Linked DNA regions of Mus musculus: region 1 is linked to region 2. A link is a loop called in an ENCODE intact Hi-C map of the cell type or tissue named here. Cell type or tissue: heart. All regions are shown on one strand. Each heading gives the region's core, and the rest is flanking DNA. Links, peaks and the distances in the headings are about the cores only.

What was found. A loop is a pair of places that touch in the nucleus more often than their neighbours do. Peaks named below come from ENCODE experiments on the same cell type or tissue, not always from the same donor. Only the 100,000 strongest peaks of a DNase experiment are listed, where the experiment ranks them.
Region 1: a loop joins it to region 2, with 2.6 times the contacts of the local background. A loop is called at or near these places in 4 of 42 quality-filtered maps.

Annotation. Positions count from the first base shown.
Region 1 is chr8:85,326,970-85,332,997 of GRCm38, reverse strand. Mylk3 (myosin light chain kinase 3) reads left to right here. Exons shown (of 13, transcript NM_175441.5): 11 at 4,315-4,467; 12 at 5,718-5,850. Among named protein-coding and RNA genes, the nearest start is that of Gm22336, 15 kb to the right of the region's middle. In heart, for the core only: no CTCF peak of the experiment used is centred there; a DNase peak (open chromatin) is centred at 3,327.
Region 2 is chr8:85,394,474-85,400,501 of GRCm38, reverse strand. No RefSeq gene overlaps it. Among named protein-coding and RNA genes, the nearest start is that of Mylk3, 32 kb to the right of the region's middle. In heart, for the core only: CTCF peaks have their summits at 1,727 (motif pointing right) and 2,745 (motif pointing right); a DNase peak (open chromatin) is centred at 2,761; H3K27ac peaks cover 1,055 bases.

The sequences.
Region 1 (6,028 bases), core at 1,930-4,429, 68 kb after region 2:
ATGTTGGAAGTAACAATTAACTCATGAGACTTGAAGACTGGCAGAGTTCTCATTGCAGTTTTGATTAACAGAGTAGTCCTATTATAAAAAAAGCTTAATAATTACTAATATAATTTTAAAAATTCTTATAGGATCATCATTAAGAAGAAGTCATCTATTTGTCTATACAGCACCACTACAAGACAGTACATCTTGGTTGTTCTGCAGAGTTCTGCTCAAAAGGATGGTCTAATACCTAGTGATTGTTATATATATTTAATAATAACAGAAAAGGCATATTAATAGCAGGAATCCTTCCTAAAATGAAATGCTCCTCAGCCTTGCCTAAAGGAGCAAATCCATCATAGATTTTAATCCATGGCGGAACCATCTCAGGACGATCACCTGCTAGTTTTTAGCTTCTCCTAGATGGCTCCTGGCAAGATACAAGTGACTGATGAATGAGAGCAGTCATTGCAATGCAATATTCTTAAAATGAAGGAATAGTAAAAAAATTATGTTGAAACCTGTTTTGTAAGTTTCTCTCTTTCAGGGTGAAGTCTTACAGCGAAGCAAATGGTGTCTGCCTTTCTCAGCTGGAGACACAGTAGCTCTAGGAAAGAGAAGCCTGAACTGAATAGGCAGCTAGCTATATGCATCCTTGAGGGAGGAGCTGGGTGCTTGCTGCTCTTAACATAAAGCTACAATAAGTCATCAATGTTATCAGAAATCTGAGAAGGATAAATTATAACAGGAAGTATAATCCAAATAGCCTATATATCAATTAAAATGATAGACTTACCACCGCCTGGATGGTTATGCTAGGTTCCCTTAATCTTGATGGCTTCTATGAATGACCAAGCCAGCTCAGTCAGTCAATAGGGTCTCAAGTGAAGGAGTAAGGATTGAAAAAGAAAAACAGACAAAATAGCAACATGATTCCAACCCGTACTGAGGCTGAAGCAACTTTATTTCTAGCCTGCTTTTATATTATCCTAGGTATATCCAAAAAAAAAAAATGGTCAGGATAACATCTTCAGCTGCCAGACTCAGAGATTTTCCTGTGGAGGAGGAACCTAGAAAAACTGACTTGCTGTGGCAAGGCAGAGTGTGGCAGTCAACCCAACAGCGTCCATAGTTTTGGCAGAATCAGTGATTGAGACATGGGGCAGTTCTTTGCCAGTGGTCATCATTACCATAATCCAGGAGAAGTCTTCTGTGCTCCATTGTCTTCTTTGGAGACTTTAAGGTCACTTCTAGGAGCTGGAATTTCTATCATGGGAGGGTTGTTGTTGTTGTTGTTTTTTTTTTAATTAAGCACTTTATATGTCGTATTTGGCAGGTCTCTGAAGAGTTTGAGGACCGTTTTTTATTAAGTATAACTGATCTAAACAAACTTGTTTTATTTTTAGTTATTTGCTGTCTTAGGGTTTCTGTTGCTGGGACAAAATACCATGGCCAAAAATCAAGTTGGAGAGGGAAGGATTTATTTGGTTTATACTTCCATATCGCTGTTCATCATCAAAGGAAGTCAGGACAGGAACTCAAACAGGGCAGGAACTTGGAGGCAGTGCTGCTTACTGGCTTGCTTCCTGTGGCTTTCTCAGTCTGCTTTCTTATAGAAGCCAGGACTACCAGCCCAAGGATGGCATCACCCATAATGGGCTGGGCTCTTCCCCATCAACCACTCATAAGAAAATGCCCTACAGCCAGATCTTATGGAGGCATTTTCTCAAGTGAGGTCCCTTTCTTTAAGGTGACCCAAGGGAATTTATAGAGACCATGAGGGTACAAAGAAGCTAAAGGATTGCCTCCTAGGAGAGTCAAGGATGATCCAGGATGGTGCTTTAAGAACAAAGGAAGTAGAGGAAGTAAGAGTTGTAGTAACAAGAATTTCAATCTTTGGTCTCCCCAAGCAGATTGAGATACTTATCAGAGATATGTCCCAAATCACAGAGGAGAGGTGTCTCTTTCTATGTGGTAGAGGCCCAGAAGAGCAAGAGGAGCTTTCCAGCATACCTGTACGGCTTTTGTAGTAATAGCAGACAAAGCAGGTAGCTCTGGGATGATACTGAGAAGAAGAGGAGAGATGAGTGGTTAGAACAGATAGAGGAGAAAACTGCTGAAGGTGGACTGGGTCCACCTTCATGATGGGTCCCAGAGGGTGTAGGAGGTTTCTTAGTAGAGAGATGCCCATGTGGTGGGCATGCCAGAGAGTGTAGGAGACTCCAAGCCAGAAAAAAGGATACTTACAGAGTAGGCAAGGAAGCAGATACAGTTGGAGCAGGTGGAGGGAAGAAACAGCTGAGGGGGTGGACTCTAGAATTTGGAGTCAGATATGGTAGGTGGTAGCAAATGATCTCAGGAGAGTCAAATCAGCAGCTTGGTTGGAAGAGGCCAAGTTCTTGGAAGGGAGCTCATTTATACCAATCCTGTGGTTTCAGCATCAGATGAATGAAAATGGGGACATGTCTGCTCCTAAGTATAGTTGAGAAGGTTTTATTGCAGATATGAGGTAGAGCACAGCCAGAGGCATCTGGAAGAGTCCAGACTGAACTAGACCATGAATAGGGGTGGGGAGGCAAAAGAGGAATGGGGGGGGGGCAAGTGGACCAAGGGAGAAGCCAAAGACCAAGAGGCTAAGAGCAAGCCAAGAGACCAAGAAAGCACATGGCAACAAAGACAGTCAAGAGAACATGCAGTCAAAATGGCTGAGTTACATAGGGAAGAGAAGCCAAGACCCTGGGAGGGGAAGGTTTAGGGTTGAGGTCAGGATGAGAAGTGCTGGGAGGAGCCCCAAAATTGAGAAAGACTTGTTTATAGCACAGAAAGGAAATACACATGTACCAGGCTGGGAAACTCTGGAATCCATTGCAGAACATCCCTCAGAGCATTTTTATCAGAGGGGTGAAAGAGTTGGTTCCTAGCAGTTCTTTCTTCTTTGTGGGTTGTTCTTAAGTGTGGGGCCTGAGTCAATTTCCTGATATTTCGGGGTGATAAAAAACAAGCTTCAGTTGGAAAGACATCAAGCAAAGAGATGCAGGTACTGGGTACCAGTCAGAGAAGAGGTACATTAACAGTGTTGTGTGGTTATGTCAAAGAGTGGCTCCTTTTCTCTCTCTGACTGGATTTCCTGAGCTATTTTCTTAAGCCTGTTCTAGTTTCATTCTTGTTGCTGTAATAAGACTTGGATGGAAGCAACTTAGGAGCGGTCAGAGGTTCAGATACTACCAACACTGGGGGGGGGGGGGGGACAGGGCAGGAACTCAAGGAACTTGAAGTGGAAACCACAGAGGAATGCTGCTTTTGGCTCACACACACCCATGCTTAGCTAAGCTTTCTTTGATGGCCCCCAGGGACTACAAAAGGCTTTGTGTTGGCTGTATCCTGCAGGGAAAGTTTAAAGCCTTAGTCAGTCAGCTAGGTTATCTTGCCTCTCTGCCTTAGCCTGAGCCCAGTAAAGCTAATATTTCATGGGCTTCAAGGACAATAGTATCTATTAGAGCCTGAATCAGAGAAATAGAAAGCTGTTTGAACATGGTGGCTGGTGCCTTTAATCCCAAACACTCAGGAGGCAGAGGCCCAAGGATCTCTCTGAGTTCAAGTCCAGCCTGGTATGTCATAATAGTGAGTTTCAGCACACCCAGGGATAACTAGAGAATCCTGTCTCTTTTCTTTTTTCTTTTTTTTTTTTTTTTTTGGTTTTTCGAGACAGGGTTTCTCTGTGTAGCCCTGGCTGTCCTGGAACTCCCTTTGTAGACCAGGCTGGCCTCGAACTCAGAAATCCGCCTGCCTCTGCCTCCCAAGTGCTAGGATTAAAGGCGTGCGCCACCACCGCCCGGCACGAGAATCCTGTCTCAAACAACAGCAAAAGTCAATAAATACAGACCTGATTAGTGGACACATTGTGTTAGAATACACTTTACAGTTACTCTAGAGCAGTGGTTCTCAACCTGTGGGTTTTGACCCCTTTTGGGGGTGGAATAACCCTTTCCCAGGGGTCACCTAAGACCATCAGAAAACACAGATATTTACATTATAATTCATACCAGTAGTGAAATTACAGTTATGAAATAACAATGAAAATAATTTTATGGTTGGGTCACTACAACATGAGCAACTATTAAATGGTGGCATTAGGAAGGCTGAGAGCCATTGCTGTAGAGATAAGGAAAGAGCTGCATGAGATAGGAGATTGTTCAGAATGTCCTCTCCCCCATCTCCCACCTTCATGAGAACATGCGAAGCCAATTTATGCAATGGAGCAGTTACAGAAGTCGAGCTTGTGATACACTGAGCTTGTGATATACTCATGGTCCTTTCTCTTCTCCATAGACTCAGTGGTTTGTCCCCATTTCTAGGGGAGACAGATGCAGAGACCATGAATTTTATTGTGAACTGCAGCTGGGATTTCGATGCTGATACCTTCAAAGGGCTGTCGGAGGAAGCCAAGGACTTTGTTTCCCGGTTACTGGTCAAAGAGAAGAGGTATTTTTACTTGCTGGTCATTCAGTGGCCATTATAATGGGCCCTGATCTGCGTGCTGAGCTAGTATGCTGAATTCTTTCTTCCTGAGAAATTTCTTAGTCTTTTACTTGCTTGGAATATTAAAATGAGCAGCAGCTAGACAGCAGAGTCTTAGAAGAGTTATATCACAAATGAGTTTTATTTCCATGTTACCACTTATAATAAGCTAATGTTGAAAAAAGTTGAGGTATGTAGATATCACCCTTGGAATACAGGTCTGAGTACTTCATTTCTTGGTCACAAAGGCATTCTTAGACTTCAGCAAAGTCTTAGGGTGACTTCTGCTGTGATGAGACACCATGACCAAAAGCAACACGGGGAGGAAAGGGTTTATTTCATTCACAGTTCTGTATAACAGTTCATCATCAAAAGCAGTGAGGGCAGGAACCTGGAGGCAGGAGCTGATGCAGAGGCCATGGGGGGATGCTGCTTACTGACTTGCTCAGCCTGCTTTTTTTTTTTTTTTTTTTTTTAATAGAAGCCAGGACCACCAGCCCAGGGATAGCTGATGCACCACCCACCATAGGCTGGGCACTCCCACATCAATCACTAATCAAGAAAAGGCCCTACAGGCTTGTCCACAGCCCGACTTATGAAGTCATTTTCTCAGTTGAGGTTCACTCCTTTCAAATGACCCTAGCTTGTTTCAAGTTGACTTAAAACTGGCCAACACATGGAACTTTATGAAAGTCATAGATTGAGCCATTGAGGTTTTCTTGATACTCAGACATAAAATAATTGGAAATTGACACAAAAGTACACCCCAGGAGAAAGGCCCAAGCATCCAGGCTTCAGGACAGCTCAGTGCTCATGGATCTTCAGTTTCTTACTGTAAAATCTTTCTGTAATCAATCTGTAATTCAGATGAGCTGGCTAATGCTCTACTCCTCCAGGAGAAATGGATTTTGTTCAAGTATCATGTTCTCCTAAGAGCAATTCTAGTAGCAGCTGGCCTTCCATTGTTCTGCCTTAGCTTCCCAGCCCTCTGTGGGAGGCAGTGGTGAGTCCCTAGGTCACAATCTTCTGTAGAGGTCAGGGAACTTTTTACTGATAGATTTCACTGGCTCCTGTAGGGAGGGGAGGTTTGAGAGCGTGGCATGAATCTGCCAGAACGATGAACCATAGACTCAGACTTTTCACCCAACAGAACAGACGTTTAGACAACTCACAAAGACAAGCTCAACTCAATATACTGATGTTTGACTCCACAGCTGTAGGATGAGCGCCACACAGTGCCTGAAACACGAGTGGTTAAGTCACCTGCCTGCCAAAGCCTCGGGCTCCAACGTTCGCCTCAGATCCCAACAACTGCTGCAGAAATATATGGCTCAGAGTAAATGGAAGGTATTTTGGGTTTTCTTCAGTAAAAGCTGCATTTGAAAGAACTACAGCCAAGTTTTTCTCATACGTGGATTCTAAATATAAGGATTATTTAAAGGAAAGATTTCTCTCTTGTGTCATAGCTGCTAGTTTGATTAAAAGATCATGGGTCTGGGGGTGATAATGTACACCTTTAATCCTA
Region 2 (6,028 bases), core at 1,195-3,694:
TCCTGGCCCTGGCATTCCCCTGTACTGGGGCATATAATCTTTGCAAGACCAAGGGCTTCTCCTTCCAATGATGGCCGAGTAGACCATCTTCTGTTACATATGCTGCTAGAGACATGAGCTCAGGGGGTACTGGTTAGTTCATATTGCTGTTCTTCCTACAGGCACCCATGTAAATTTAAAAACTATGCGTGGCTACAAGTGCCTATAACCCTGCACTGTGGAGGGAAAGGAGAGAATCACTCAGGCATACTGGCTACTGGCCAGCCTAGCAACAGTCTGAAGTATGCAGAAGGTATGGCAAAGGCTGACACTGGAATAATGACAAGTGAATGTAGATCAACAACGGTCAAACAAGGTAACCCTTGTCAAGAAATGCCCAACACTGATGGAGAGTGATGGAGCAGGGCTCCTCCCCTTCATGTTCTTTCTATACTCACACACAGGTGTGTGCACACATTACACATACAAATAATAAACATTGAAGCATAATGGCTCACACACATAATCCTAGCACTCAGCAGTCTGAGACAGGAGGGCTGCTGTGAATTCTAGTCCATTCTCAGCTACCTAGTGAGTTCCAAGCCAACCTGTAGTAGGCTTGTCTAGAAAAATTAAGGATTTGCAACGTGCAGCGAAACAGTGCACTATGCCAGCCAGCATTTGCATGTAATCCATGGCTTTGTTTCTGTGCTCTGTATTCTGTTCCATTGATAAGTGCCTTTTGTGCCAGCAGCACAAAGGCTGCAGTGGCTTTGTAATATACTTTGAAATCAAGAAACATGAAATCTCAGGTTTGGAATGATGACTCGGTGATTAAGAAAACCTGCTGCTCTTCCAAAGCACCTGATTCAATTTCCAGCAGCCACATAGCAGTTCACAATGATCTGTAGCTCCAGCTGCAGGGGATCTGATGCCCACTTCCAGCCTCTGGGAGTACCAGGTACACAAATGATGTACAGACCTGCATGCAGGCAAAACATCCATACACATAAAATAAAAACAAAACATGTGGTACCTTCCTATTTGTTTCAGAATTGTCTTGGCTTTAGGAGGAGTCTTCTCTGCCTCCATGTTAATACTATTTTCAGTTTCTGTGCAAGACATCATTGGGATTTTGATAGAAGTTGTGTTTATCATTTTACATACTAGATACATTTGAACAGTACGTTCAAATCTATTCAAGTTCATAGCATGAAATATCTTTCTACTTATTTGTGACTTTTTCAACTCCAATGTTTTCTAGCTTTCAGGATACAGATCTTTCACTTCCTTGAGTAAATGTATCCCTACGTATTAAGTTATATTTATATTACGTCAGTGTAAGTTTCCCCTTCTCTTTTATAAAGATTGTTCCTGATATAAAGAAATGCAAGTGAGCCAGGAGTGGATGCCCACATCTGGAATTCCAACACTTGGGAGATAGAGGCAAAAGAATCAGGATTTTGAAGCCAGCCTGTATCAAAACTTGACCCTGGAGGCACATGAGGTGGTTCAGCAGTTAAGAGCACTCACTGGCTGTATTCCAGAGGACCCAGATTTGATTCCTACCACCGACATGGTAGCTCACAACTGTCTGTAACTCCAGCTTTAGGGAATCTGACGTTTTACCTCCACAGGTACCAGGCATAAATGCAGGAAAACACCCAAACATATCAAATAAAAACAAAGAACTTATTATTACTCTACTTCTATTTATATGTATGTATATGTACTTGCCTAAATTTATGTGCATCACATATGTGCAGATGCCCATGGAGGCCAGAAGAGGGCACCAAATCCACTGGATCTGGAGTCGCAGCGTGTTGGGAATTGTTCTTAGTAATTTTTTTTGTTTGTTTTTGTTTTTGTTTTTGTTTTTGTTTTTTGTTTGTTTTTTTTTTGAGACAGGGTTTCTCTGTGTAGCCCTGGCTGTCCTGGAACTCATTCTGTAGACCAGGATGGCCTCGAACTCAGAAATCCACCTGCCTCTGCCTCCCGAGTGTTGGGATTAAAGGCGTGTGCCACCACGCCCGGCTCGGTAATCCTATTTTTAAAACAAACAAACAAACAAAAAATCCAACTGATTTTGTATTTTTCAATTTTCCTAAAATCAGTTGTTAATTCTAGCTTTTAATAATGCTATCTGCAAATGGATAGTTGTACATTTTTACTTGATTGCCTTAGAAAAATTAAGGAGGCTATAAAGCCCATTTTCCCACAGTCCCCTAGCTGCTATCACCCCCATTTATCCATGCCCACCAGCACTGCCTGCTTTTCAGTTTTCGACTTAAAAGATCTTTACTTGTATGCCCTGCCTCCACTCCTCTGTATACTTTCACCTGAGGAGACCCCAACACTCTAACTCACTTGGACGCTCCTACCTGGGCTTCCAGGACAACCCCCACTTCTTTGGTCAAGTCCTACAAAAGGAGCTCTACCTTCCCTGGACTTGTCTGACTTTCTTTCTGCACTATGTGGACAACCTTCTCTTCTGTAGGACATTCACCTCACCAGGACACTCTGCCAACCCATAACACTCCTCAGTGCTCTGGGTTCCTGAGGCTACTGGGTGTTCCGGACAAGGTCTGCATCCCCCACTGTTGATTATCTAGGTCTCTCCCCGCTAGGAGCCTCTCCATCCTCTTCTTGGGTTCAGAGCTGCTCACACACCCCTTACTCAAGACAAAGGAAGACCTCATAATTTACTGGGCCTTTCATTTTTTCCATATCTGGATCCCTAACTTCTCATGCATAGCACACCCTCTCTAAGCCACTAGGGGGCGCATTCAGGAACCTCTTCTCCCTCTACAGTCCTGCTAGAGCCTCATAGATCAGCTGAAACACCGTGTCCCAGGCCCTACCCTGTCACTTCTGCTCCCCTTGGACTCTTCTTTCTTTCCTTCACTGCATTCAGAGGCAAGTGCTGGCAGCTGTCCAGTAGCATGGGATTCCTAGTCTCCCATAGCTTATCTGTTGAAACAACTGGACATGGTTGCAAAAGGCTCGGCCCTGCGCTTATAAACCTTGACTACCGCTTCATTCCAAGTTCCAGAAGGTAACAAATCCTCACGACACAGCTGCTTTATGAGCTTACTTTACAGTTCCTCGAGGGTCTCCAAAGCCATCAAGGCTTCCGCTCCTGACTCCCACCTGGGGTGCACATCCTCCATGCCTTTCTTCTGGACCCCAACCTTACCCTTGAACTCTCCCCTTCACTCAACCCTGCTCCCTTGGATCTACCACCTCTTCAGCCACAGCCTCCCATCACCTCTGCTCTGAGATCCTGGGTCTCTCCATAAATCCATTCTCACGAATCTCATTTACCTCTCCCCACAGACCGTGGACTGGCACATGTGGTAGTTCCAACAACATCTGCACACACGTGCAGCTGGATATGCCGTTATCCAAGGACACCCCACTCCCCCACCACAAGCCCCCCATCTCTCCACAGGCAGAACTGACAGCTCTTACAAGAGCCCCCGTCCTGGCCAATGATAAACAGGTTAACATCTATACTGACTCCGAGTATGCCTACAACATTATCTACTCCAATCTGGAGACCCAGATTCCTAACACAAAGAAGATCAGCTATTACCAATGCCACCCATATACAGAAACTCCTAGAGGTGGCATTGCTACCCACCACCACAGTCTCTGCAGGGGACGCCAAAAGGATTGACAGTATGTCTCCCTGGCTGATAAAACAGTGGATAAACTGGCCAGGGAAGCTGCTCTCACCCACCAGGACCTCAAGGGACAGAAACTCAACGCTCACACCCTATAATGTTCACACATACATTAACCCTCAAGCCCCTCCCCCCACCCCCCATGCCTGAGGTTCTTACACACACTTCCCATTCTGCCCAGCTAATCAGACTCTCACTTTCCTCATAATACCCAGTCAGGCTGAGACCAGAAGATAAAGGTTTTCTTCTGCAGCTCTTCCAGACTGAGACATCTACTTGCATATTAACATCAGCTCACCACCTTCCCTGTTCACCAATGAGAGGGCTTTTGCTGGTCGCAGACTGACAATACATAGGCTGTAGGTAAAGATACAAATATCTCTTGGTTCTGAACAACACTTTTTCGGGATGGGTGGAGGAGTTTCCTATTGCCAACAAAAGAGCCTCTACCATCACCCAGCTCCTTCTCTCTGCCGTAATTCTCCTCTTTGGCCTCTCAGCCGCTATTCTGTCCAAGGGTTCACTTCAGTTATCTCACAACACCTCATTTCTTAACATACCCTGGAAGTTCCACATCCCTTATCACTCACAGTCTCTGCAAAGGGAACGAACTCAACCGTTAAGGAAACCGACCAAACTCCTAGAGCTGATGAGACTGGATAAAGCTTCTTCCTCTAGCCCCTGTGAGGTTCTGCCCCCAAATCCCACAAACTTCAGTCCCTTCAAGGTCATGCATTCTCCCTTGGGCATTTATCCCACCATCTTAAATCCTCCCTCCCCTTCCCCACTGAGAAGGAAAACACAGCCTTCCAGATAGGAGACCTGGTTTACCTGGCAGATGCCTACCATCCCACCTGGACCTTTGATGGTCAAGACCACACAAAATGATTCTCCTTGCCCCACAACTGCTAAACTAGAAAACCTTTCCCATCTTAGAAGACCTATCTGCTTGCACAAAGCAGTCCCCACTGGACCCATGACACTAAAACTTAGCTCCCTCCCATCCCATTCATTCGGACAGAACTGACCCCGGTGCTTGCCCTCTCCTCTCCTTCTGGAGGACTTTCAAAATAACCGTTGGTTGAAGCCAGGACTTGTTACCAGTTGGGATTCCCTCCTGGGAATTTCTATCTAGTACACTCCAGACCAAATCCAGTTTTTCTCCATCTGCCTGTATTTCCTTCTTTGTGCCATCTCTTGTGACATTCTGCAACTGCTAGATCTCATCATTCAGCTATTTTCTTGCCTGTCTTCTCTTGGTGGGTGCGCTGTCTGTCACTGTCCCCAACTCCATGACTGAAGTCGGAAGCTCCCTCTTGTCCTCTTTCACCTGACCATTGTTACATTAGGGATTACCTGGTGTCATCCATTCTTCAGAACTCCATCTCAATTATAAAAATACTTCTTTTTAACTCAGTCCTAACTCTGACCTTAACCCTAGCAAAACATGTCTCAATTCTTAAATGAGGAGTCACCCTGTTCTGGAATCCCAGATAACCAACTCCTGGGTTTGGGGAGGAAACCCTGGCTGTCCTGTGGTTCTTAAGAAGGCAGCCTGCGTGCTGGAAGCCCATTTAGCATCTCTCAGGTGGTGCATGACTTCTTGGCAATGACAGAGACTCTAGTTGAGTCAGTCTCTGGATCCTGTCATGACCTAACTGATAAAAACAAGCCACATTTGTGGCTTTGTACTCTAGGGTCATGGGGCTTACTGCTGGCGACTGCAGGGGCACCGGCTGCAATTCTTCAGCAAGAACACCTACTTGCAGCCCAATCTGCAGGGACACTGGCTGCTGGCCTTTCTGCAGGACAGGTGCCAATATGTCAGGGCCCCTACTTCCAAAGATTGCATTAAATCAGTAACCAAAAAAAAAAAAAAAAATCCTCTGGCATCCATTTGGACACACACCAGAGAAAAACAAGGAATAATACAGACAATCATGTTAAAGAAAAAGCCTTAGGAACCGGGCAAAGGAAAATTTTGGCCTCAGATAGGTAGATAATGGCAAGGATCACCTTCCAAAGGCCTCCATCTGCCTGGAGGTGAGGGCTCAGCACTTCTGTCCCCCATCCTTGCCTTGGATACATGGAGAGTCCCAGTTCTTCTCTCCAGAGCCAGTGGATCTGACTCCTTTGATCTCAAGGATTCCTTCCTTAAAATGCTTGCTTCATAAACGGTAGCCATGAGATCTCTCTAAAATTCAAACTGACCTAGGAAAGGACTGCTGGAGTTACCCAAGAGCAGGACAAGTTACATAGGCTCAGCTCAAGTCCTTTCACCAACAACTCCACATCCAAGACCTGCCTTTGGGCGCCATTTGTACAAACTGTGGGTACAGCTGTCTGTGTGCCCCATCAAAACT